Regions from separate parts of the Homo sapiens genome. Here region 1 is linked to region 2. Evidence: chromatin loops called from intact Hi-C (ENCODE). Cell type or tissue: Caco-2. All regions are shown on one strand. Each heading gives the region's core, and the rest is flanking DNA. Links, peaks and the distances in the headings are about the cores only. Region 1 has its middle 3.3 kb from the start of SLC1A3. Region 2 overlaps NIPBL-DT (NIPBL divergent transcript).

What was found. A loop is a pair of places that touch in the nucleus more often than their neighbours do. Peaks named below come from ENCODE experiments on the same cell type or tissue, not always from the same donor. Only the 100,000 strongest peaks of a DNase experiment are listed, where the experiment ranks them.
Region 1: a loop joins it to region 2, with 3 times the contacts of the local background. A loop is called at or near these places in 2 of 110 quality-filtered maps.

The regions. Positions count from the first base shown.
Region 1 is chr5:36,600,619-36,606,008 of GRCh38, reverse strand. It overlaps a transcript of SLC1A3 not described here. Among named protein-coding and RNA genes, the nearest start is that of SLC1A3, 3.3 kb to the left of the region's middle. In Caco-2, for the core only: a CTCF peak has its summit at 3,086; no DNase peak of the experiment used is centred there; H3K4me3 peaks cover 199 bases.
Region 2 is chr5:36,867,237-36,872,626 of GRCh38, reverse strand. NIPBL-DT (NIPBL divergent transcript) reads left to right here. Exons shown (of 1, transcript NR_046262.1): 1 at 1-1,266. Among named protein-coding and RNA genes, the nearest start is that of NIPBL-DT, 6.8 kb to the left of the region's middle. In Caco-2, for the core only: a CTCF peak has its summit at 1,985 (motif pointing right); no DNase peak of the experiment used is centred there.

The DNA.
Region 1 (5,390 bases), core at 315-5,314, 270 kb after region 2:
GCAAAGACGGAAAAGGTAGCAAATGTAAAGAGACTGGAATTTTTGCCAAACTAGAAAATGAAAAGCATTTTAAGACCAAGAGTGCAAAGTACACTTGAGATTTGGTGATTCAAAAGATAGGTTGCTGTTCAGATGTCTCCATTTTAAAGGATGCTAAATGTTCTCCCTACCACACACAACTTTTTTAGAGCTAAAAAATTCTCATTGCCTTGAGAAGGTAACTTGAGCTTCTAGTCCACTTTTCTTAAAAGAAAAATAAATTGTGAAAATAGATATTAGAAAATAAAAAAAAATTTTTTTGAGGTGACTTATTCCCAAAACTTAAATCTTCTTTAGAAGGAAGAAAATGGTTCATTAGAAACAAAAATTTATACCAGAATCACAGCCTGAGGTTTGGATTCTTGTTCACTGAATTTAATATTCCCCATGCAAAATATGCTCAATTCTTGGTCTATTATTCAACAAGAAAGTATGTCTTTTTTCCCCTCAATACAAATCTCTGGAGATCATAAAGAAATATCTCCTTTCACCCTCAACTGTATGTCCTTTTAAACAGCTACTGGTTGGAAAGCAATGGTGAATCATGTCAATGCTTTAAAATTACAAATCAGCAGCAATTATAACAGCTTTCTAACATGCTATCATTTTAAGAACTTACTGAAAGTACATGCTTTTGACATTCCCAGCCCTCAGTGACCCTTCCCTTCCTCTGATCTCCTAGGTCACTGAGCATCTATACTACATTGTTTAGCACTTAATTATACCATGTTTTGTACTGCATCCTTCTTTTTAAGCTCATGTTAAGTTTTGGTTTCTCAACTAAATTATAAGTTCTTTGAGGGCAAGAACTTGTCTTATACCTAATACAGAGTCAATATTAAGTAACTCTTTTTAAGTGGGTGGAATAATATTAGGATGTGAAACAAAACGCTTTTCAATCTTTTGTGTTAAAACACAATTACTAGTTTTTACATTGGTGCCTCTGGTTTAGGTGCATGGAGCCATTTCTCAATGCCATGACTACTTTTAAAAGCATTTATTTACTATACCAGGTCCTATCTGAGCCATGAGTTTAGGATTAATTTGCACACCCCCCCCCCCCACCGCTTTTTTTTTTTGGTGGAAATGACTTTGACTTGTATTGCAAGGGAACTCGAAAGAGAAATCTGATTTTAAATGGGGTTTCAAGCCCAGTGGCATTTCCATTTTTTGTTTTTATTTTTGTTAATAGGCAAGAAAAAGGGCTGGAAAACCACACTTTGGTTAGCATAGAGATGGGAAGACCCTGGTGCCCTTTCTTTTTCACTTTTTTTTTCCTCTCTAATCCCTAAAGCTTGGTTAAAAACCATTTCATTATTTCAGTTTGTGTAGACATTATGGGAGTCTGGTATTCTGTTGAGAAGGGAAGTAATTCACCACTGAAAGTTTTGTTGGCTGTAATAAAACCTAATGAGAAAATGAGATGCAAAGAGTCTCAGTTCAGAGTTCATCCAATTTTAGTCTGGAGGGAAACATTGGGAATTACTTCTTTAAGCACCACTTTCTCTTTCTGGAAAGCTATAGCAAAAGTCATGCCTGGGGGCCTCCTGGGTTTCCTCAACGCGTATTTCTACCTTTTCCCCTCTACTTTATAGTTAAGTCCCTTGAGCTTTAAAACATCTTTTTTTTTCCTTCTAGAAACACTAAATAAATGAAAGATCAAGAAATTATGAACAAGTCTCTGTATGCTGTATTTCATTTAAAGCTACTCAGGGTGGGAGACACAGAAGCTGGGGGATCATATTAATGTTAGTATTATCAAATGAAAAAAACACAAACACCAGCAGCAAATGCTGTTCCTGCTGAAAAAATCTGTCAAGATCTTTCTGTGAACATTGTGTGATGAAGTATGTTATCAGTAAATTCTTTCTTTGGGAAAAAATGTCAGTATAACAAGAAATAACCAAATCCAACCTGTCCTTAAAGGGAGCATTTATTGGTTTGAAGAACAAGAGATTACGGTAATAAGCACGTGCTGATCTTAGCATGGTACAGGCCAGTCAAACTTCACCATTCAAAATTAGGAAATTTTGGTTAATTGGATTTTTTTTTGAGCAACAAAATGGATTAGAAAACCTTTTAATCTTTTTTCAATATTTTCCAAGTTGATTTTTAATTTAATGATGGTTTTAAAATCATTCCTTGTTTAAATAGCTTGCATTTTAGGATCATCATGAATGTCAATTCTCCTCCTAGAATTTGGAAATTGTAGAATGCTAAGACAATGAACAGGACCTGACTTAACCCCAGAGTGTAACAGTGGATGTGTTAGAGGCAGTAGGTGTAGAAGAACTTGTGGTAGTTGTCTTCCATTTTGTTTTGATTTTTTTTTCTTCTTAAATATGAATGTAAAAAGCAGAACAACAAAAAAACCTGTGGTGAAGTCTGGTTAGTTGAATTTTTAAATAACTAGGTTTTATTTTAAAGTTATAGTCATATGAAACCTAAAAACATCCAACTACAGAGAGGTGAACTAAAATTAACTTTATCACATTCATTTATTCTTTCAACAAACATTGAGCAACCACTGTGTTCCAAATACCAGTTTCTTTCCTCAAGGAGTCCATAAACGCATCGTAATTATTAAGCAGTGGGCCAGGACAGGGCCCAACAGAAGGTTATGAGATCGCTGTGTGCTGAGGCCTATTTACCAGTTAGTATGTCAAAAAGACTGGTAGCAACTTAAGAGAAGGGGCTGTGCCTGGATCCACATTGTGTACACTGTTTCTAGCAGGTGCCTGCCCATAGCAGCCATCGTGTGGCATGGCAGGGAGCCAGTAGTGGTTCCTGCTGGAGAACAGGCCAGTAGGGGCCGAATTTACAACTTGAACTCCACTCCTAGTCAATGGGGAGCCAGCCACAGGATTTAAGCAGGGAAGTAATTTTCGTTTTAGGTAAAATGCAAAGCCTTGAAGTGACTAAGACTTGGGTTAGGAAGTCAAGGGGCAGGAGGAGCATTTACAAACTAGGTGAGTTCACATTCACACTGAAAAATACTGACCATTTGAGAATATCAAGGCCCTTGAAGGGGTCGGCTGACACTGAGCCAAGGCTGCCTCCTGTAGGTGGAGTGTGCACTCTCCAGCCCACTTGTCCTGCTCACTTCACTCAAGTTAGTTATCAGCATGTGGCTCTAGCAAGTTCTTCTGTTTTGACCTCTGATGGGGTTTCAGAAGAGGACTGAGCAAGGGCAGAAGCCTAGGGAACACCAACACAAAGGTGAAGACCAGCAAGAGGAACCCCCCCAAATAGATTCCCACGTGGCAAGAAATTACACCAACTGTTATTTTTCTCACAAGTGATCCAACAGGTGGACATAATGATGCCTTAAAAAACAACATGTTTTCTCCATTCTAAAGCTAAAGAGGGTCTGCTTTTTAATGAAGGCTTCACACATGTTATTGTTATCAATTATTATTTATATTGAAAAGTGACATTTTCCCCAGTTGCTCAACATGAGTCAAGACTTTGTAGAACCAAGAATATCCGTTTAGCTGGAAAAGATTATGTAGGTTGATTGGAATTGAAGCCTTCAGCAGACATGTTTACAGGGCTTTATAGTTTTTTAAGTACTTCTACACACATTATCTAATTTAATCTTCGTGATAATACTTTGAGGTCTATTCTACTCTATTATTACTGGTCCTGTAGACCCAGATGTTGGAGATCAGTAGGGATTGAGTAATATGCTGGGGATCATAGTCAGCGCTAAGACAAGAGTTCTTCATGTTGATTTCTCATCTTTTCCCAAAAGAAGCCCCCAGGAGTTTTTTTAAAGACAGATAGAAAAGAAAGGAAAGAACATTAAAAGGAAGGCCTACAATCTGTTATTTCTTCTGGGGAGTCAACTCTAATCTCCTCCCACTCCCCAAATCCAACGGGCTTGGTTGCCTTTCCTATGTGCTCCCAAGGCCCCCTGGGTTTAAATCTCCAGAGTCATTACCACTTTGTGCTGCAATTCTCCCTGTCTAGACTGCAGGGTCTTTGAGGGCAGGGCCTGTATGGATAACTACTGCATACTTAGGAACCAGAACGGAAGGTGCTCAGAAAAGAGTTGCTGCACCAATAAACAGATGCAACACAGTCACAAACACAAGAGGGTTCATCAGTCCATTTCCAATTCTAAGACTTGGAGAAAGGAAGTCAGTAAACATCAAACTTAAAAGGAAAAAAAAAAGCCAATGAGTTCCTTCTTCAATCATTACAATGTAAAATAAATCCAAGTGTGGCTGCTCTAATTGAATGGGGGGTGGGTGGGATTCAGAGCCTACCTCAGTGTCCCCCTTTTCTTGCCCCCAGGTAGCTCCCTGGGTGAGGCACCTCCTTAATGTGTGGATTCTACACATCACAGTTGGGAAGCGAGGATGAATGAGGAAGTCAAGTCAGTTTGTGCCATAATTCCTTAGTGCCAAGTTCAGGTTTCAAACCTGGATCTCTGGGCTCCTGGTCCCATTATGTGTGCAGTCACTAAGCCACATGCTCTCCTTTCCCAGTTCTGAATGTCATCCGTAAAACTAGGTTAGACTAGATTGTTTTTCTCAAATCGCTTTCCTGATTCTAAATCATGTCATGCCAATAACGGGCTTGCCATATCCACTTTGGTCTGTTTAGTTAAGGACACAAATTTTTATATACACTCAGTGATTAATGGCTTCTCATTAGGATTTCCCTGCCACAAATTAAACACAAACATAATACAGTACCAAAGGAAGCTTATTGAGGGGCATGGGTTTTATGAAGCACAGTGATGACATGAATCTTTTATAACTGTTTGCTGGTATAGAATCATAATTACAGCAATCAAGACAGATACACATCTTTTGTAAGGAAAAAAGTAATTATAATTTAAAAGCACACAGCTCAAAGTTGCCATCACAGAAACGACTATTATAGCAACTATTTCGCATTTGGACATTTTTTTGGCAGGAGGTCTGGGTATTGTTTATTGTAAGTCAGAAACAGGCACTGAGAAAATATGCAAATTTTTAAAGCAACAGAAAATGCAGTTTTGGGTTGAGAAAACAGGGTGAACGGTGGAAACTGGGCCTTGAGCACAAATCAACCTTAGTGGCTGAAATAACTTTTGGACATTGGATGCAATCATAGTAATCTGGGGGTAAGGTTAGAATAAAGTTAGTTTAAGCGTTAAAACATACATTCAAGATTTGGGCTGTGCTCCTGAGTCAAATTCTATCTTCTGTGAATGTCGTGCCTATGGATTGATTCTAAGCTGAAAGACCAGGGAAGAAAGCCTTCAGAATGCTTAACAATCCCCTTTTCCTTGGCCAGGCAGGGAATTCCCATTGCCTTATGAGGCAGTTCATTTTTGAGTCATAGAAGAAGCAAATGCA
Region 2 (5,390 bases), core at 68-5,067:
TCACCCAGGCTGGAGTGCAGTGGTGCAATCTCGGCTCACTGCAAGCTCCGCCTCCCGGTTCACGCCATGCTTCTGCCTCAGCCTCCCCAGTACCTGGGACTACAGGCGCCCACCACCACGCCCGGCTAATTTTTTGTACTTTTAGTAGAGATGGGGTTTCACCGTGTTAGCCAGGATGGTCTCCATCTCCTGACCTCGTGATCCCCCGGCCTCGGCCTCCCAAAGTGTTGGGATTACAGGCGTGAGCCACTGTGCCTGGCCTTACTGTTTATGTTTTCATGCATCTATACCTTATGTTACTAAATCAAAGTGACCAGTTCCACATTATACTACAAGTTTCACTGTGTAATGCATAAGAATTACACAGAGGGAAGGGCCTCAAAAAATGCACTTCTGAAGTATTTTAATGTAAAATTATTTAAGACCATAAAGTTTCATGAAAGCCTAATCTTTCTGGAACCTACACATACTCTGCATGTGAACCAGAGTTAAACTAGTCAAGTATTTTAATACTGAACTAATCTGGAAAAACATCATTTAAAAAATTACTGTATTTATGAAGGAAGAATATAAAATCTGTTAAAAACTTAAAACATCTAAAATAGGTATGAAGAGAGGCTTATGGTGCTCATTTTAACAGCATTCTTGAGTAGGTTACCTTGCAGTCAAAGCATCTGCTCCAGACCAGTGTTTTAAACTGTGGATTATGGTACCACTATGGGTCATGAAATTAATTTATTGCATTATGACTAGCATTTTTTATTTAAAATAGAGAAAAGAATAGAAAATAAAAGCGTACATCACAGATGGTAAGGGTATGTGTTTTTAAGTAAACATTTGTTCATGTGTATATGTGTTAGATTACCTTGTAAAACATATTCCTTATTGTGGGTTACAGGCCAAAAAAAGTGTTTGTTTTTGTTTTTAAAAATCTACAGTTCAGATTTTCCTTAGAAAATGGGGAAAAAAGGAATGTTAGAAAGATCTGACTGCCTATGAACTAGTGAAGGATTTTAGAGGAAGTACCAGGCTATTTTAGAGATCTGATACTGGTTTCAGAAAGGTAATCTTAAGGCAAAGGGTAGGAAATAAAGTTATGTTGTTAGTAGAAATGTCAAATACGGTTAAAGTTGTGAGGAGGAATTATTTTCCTAGTGGACCTACATTTGTTGTGTGTAGATCTGTGACTATTACTGATCTGTTGTAGCACATTTTCCAATCTAAAATGTCCGATACAGCACAATAATAAACATGGGGCAGAATATATGTTTGTTTCTATTTCTTCCCACCTTCCCTTCAATCTTAAAACAAGTGTTTATTAATAAGTCAGACCAAAGCAAATTTCTATCTTTCACAGAGTAATTATCATAGGAACAAATTACTCCCTGAAAATGGTGGAAACTTCTTTCTCCCTCCGAAAAATAAACTTTCAATAAGTGTTTTCTCTCTAGCCAAAGTAAATAAGTTCTTAAATAGGTAACTCTCATTTGCCATCCAACTCATTCTATATATTTAAATAAATGTACTTACACTTGTGTATAGGATTTAAAAGGGGGAAACTTAAGAAGGAAGAAATTGTGTATAGAATTTAAAAAGGAGGCATTATATTGCATGAGTAGAATGAAAAGTATCTAACCAGAAAGCAAATAAGTTAAGGATTATATTATACTGAAATATTTTAATACAATTTAAATATTTCATTACTCTTTCACTTTATTTGCTATTTGTAGATTTCAGTATTGTAATGTTGGCAAGTCTATTTAAGACGGCATTAATAAAAATTTTGTTTTTCAGGCATGTGATACCAAGTCCCTTTCCATTATAGATAAGTAAGGCCTAGGTTGGTTAAAACCTTAGCTAAACACAAAATTTGCTAGAGAATCAACATATAAGAAGCTCTAACTCCAAGCTTATTCACCCCAGATATTTCACCAATGTTAACACATACCCTATTGAACTAAGAAAGGAATTATATTACTAACCAGCAGAGGGAGCCAAGTCAATCATGAAAGGTAGGAGTATAAAGGAACATCATATGACTTCCTGTTTTGAATTTAACTGTATGGCCCCTGCTCACTTTTTGAGTTTACCAAAAAGACAGTCATAAGGAGAGAAAGGCGACCAATGTATCAAATAAGGATACAGTGACAATTATAACTTAGAATTACCTTGCAGGAAATAAATTGGAAGAAAAATTGAATGCAGAACTATACAAGTGAAATGTCTCAGTATTATAACCCAAGATGGAAAAACCATGGAAAACAGTACCTTAATGCCATGATGAATTGCTAGCCAAATGTAACAGTGAATATTTCTTAATAATTCCATTTTCACTTAAAGTTGAAATTAGGCCATAAATAGACACATTTTAAAACTATAAAGTTGTACATCAAATTTATGTGCATTTAATCTAAGAAATAAGGGATAAAATTTAATAAAAAATTATTACAGTGAATTAATAAGGACATGATTTTTCAGCTTAAAATTAGAGAACAGAATTGTTTCCACTACTGTTTATAAACACAACAAATAAAGTAATATCTGTTTTGTGAGAGATGTTTGGAGGAATCTAGTAGCTAAGTGATTATGTCAGTTTATTTAATTTTGTCTAAGAACTTCAAAATGCCTGATAGAATGGGTGCATATTGAATGAATAGATGTGATCTATATATTATTTGAAGTAAAAGTATAAGAGCTGAGCGTTAGCTAACTGCATCAAAATAAATGTAAAGACCCAAACATTTTTAGTTGAATAACCAAATGAATTAGCTAGTCTAGCCCCTTACTCGTTTCAAGGTTTGTGGAAACATACCATATATACTTTTACTCATGTGTTTATTCCTTTCAAAAATATACTTCTTAAGCACTATCTCCATAGGACGTGGAGCATATCTTCATTATGAAGTAGACAAACTTCTTAAATTTTATTGAAAGATTTAATTTCATTGATATATGAACAATCATACAAATTCAGTATGCCACCAGTGATTTCAAGAAAGTGATACTTAGAAGCAAATCATTTATGGGACTAGACTGCCTTTGTAGGACTAACAAATTAGGCACAAGATTAGAAATTATAGTTTAATAGTCATGCAGCTGGAGGCTACACGATTCTGACCCTCCCTAACCTGCTCCTAAGATCAGTGCTTGAGATATTCTGCAGACCCTGCACTTGATGGATCAGCTGGCACCACCCAGATCAATAAACTGGCTCATCTGATCTTGTGGCCACCACCCAGGAACTGATTCAGAGCAAGAGGACTGCTTCAATTCCCTATGATTTCATCTCCAACCCAACCAATCAGCACACTCTATTCACTTGCCTTCCCCCACCCACCAAATTATCCTTAAAAACTGATCCCCAAATGCTCCAGGAGACTGATTTGAGTTATAATAAAACTCCGATCTCCAGCCAAAAAATAAAAAATAAAAAGCAAATTATTTGATTTTGAGTACTAGAAAGTAGACTTTAAACTTTTTGAAGGGTATATTCTTTTATAATGCTATATTATACTGGCATTATTTTATAAATTGGCATTTGGTGTCAAGTCAGTTAATCACAGCGATAATATCCAAGATGTACAGCTCATCAGTCCTAGAGACATTTTTTTTTGTTTGTTTAAGACAGAGTCTCTGTCACCCAGGCTGGAGTGCTGCAGTGGTGCGATCTCGCCTGCCTCGGCCTCCCAAAGTGCTGAGATTACAGGCGTGAGCCACTGCGCCCAGCCTAGAGACATTTTAATGCCAAAAAACCCTCAATGCCACCAGTATTACTACTTCTAATTATTTGTTTCCTTTACACACGAGTTGTGATGAATATGGGCTATTAGAATTGCATAAACAGCCTAAGCTTTTAAATGTTTCCACTCATGAAAAATAGCTATTATGAACTTTTAAACATTAAATTAATAAAGTGCAATAGCTTTACCATGAACTATTCCTTATTGATAAACATAGTAATGGGTTAACTCATGTCAAAGTCCAATAAAAACTAGTAACTTTGTCACCAAAGTCAACATTTCAGCATCTATGATATGTAGTATAGGTATTTCTGTTTTATCTAGTTTTCATTTAATAATCTAAAAGATTCTGGCCGGGCACGGTAGCTCACGCCTGTAATCCCAGCACTTTGAGAGGCCGAGGGAGGCAGATCACGAAGTCAGGAGATAGAGACCATCCTGGCTAACATGGTGAAACCCCGTCTCTACTAAAAATACAAAAAATTAGCCGGGCGTGGTGGTGGGCGCCTGTAGTCCCAGCTACTAGGGAGGCTGAGGCAGGAGAATGGCGTGAACCCGAAAGGTGGAGCTTGCAGTGAGCCGAGATTGCACCACTGCACTCCAGCCTGGGCGACAGAGTGAAACTCCGTCTCAAAAAAATAAATAAATAATAAATAAATAAACTCAAAAACCAAACAAAGGCTGGTGAGAAAATAGCTCATTTCTTGTCTTATTCCAGAGTAAGGAGTGGTGACAGATTAGGAAAAGCATCAAAAAAGTGGCTTCCAGTGAACAAAATCAGGAAGTTTGAGTAAAGAATTTCTCTTTTGCTAAAAACTTAAATATAAAAGTTTAGTCAGGAATTTGTACCCACACATGTATACTGCTTTTAACATTTTTCTCTAGACATTTGAAATATTTTATTTTCTCTTTAAAAAAGCAGCACCAAAACCTAAATTTAATAGTAATGTTTCTGATTTATCAGCTTCTTTCCATCTTACACTGTTGAATTCTGTACTGCTTCTAAAGCACCTACAATTAACTCTACAAGAACTGCACAATTAACACTCGGCATTGCCTTCTTCCTAATTCTAACATCGACATTCATCAGCTTTCTCCAATACAGTCAGATGATTCCTTATAATCATATCTAGCCAAATGATGTAACTTTTGCTTGATGTATGGGAAAATAGCTTACATTATGAATTTAGAAGAGCTATAGTAGTATTTGACAATATAGATGGAAAAGTATTTTTAATTTAAAGAACATATTGCACATCTTTCAGAATTTCTGTAAAAACTTTTGAATGTCCATTTTGGCTAGGAGCTTAGAAATGATCATGCTTAAGTTTAATTTTGTGTTTACATTAAATCTTTTGGATTTTCATTCTGTATACAATATTGCTGTAAAACATCATAGTTGTGAAATCTGGCTCTTTAGGAGATGCTTACCATAAAACTGGTTTGAAAACTATTCTGACTACAGTGTAGCTATTACATTCACTAATAAGAATTTAGTATGCCTCTGAATATAAGTAAGTCTCTAATTCCCTATTTTTTTGGAATATTACTGTATTCTAAGAATATCAGAATATGAGCTTCTTAAAGATTTTGAATTAGCATATCCAAATTGACAGATAACATTCTTAGGTGGGGCGTGGTGGCTCATGC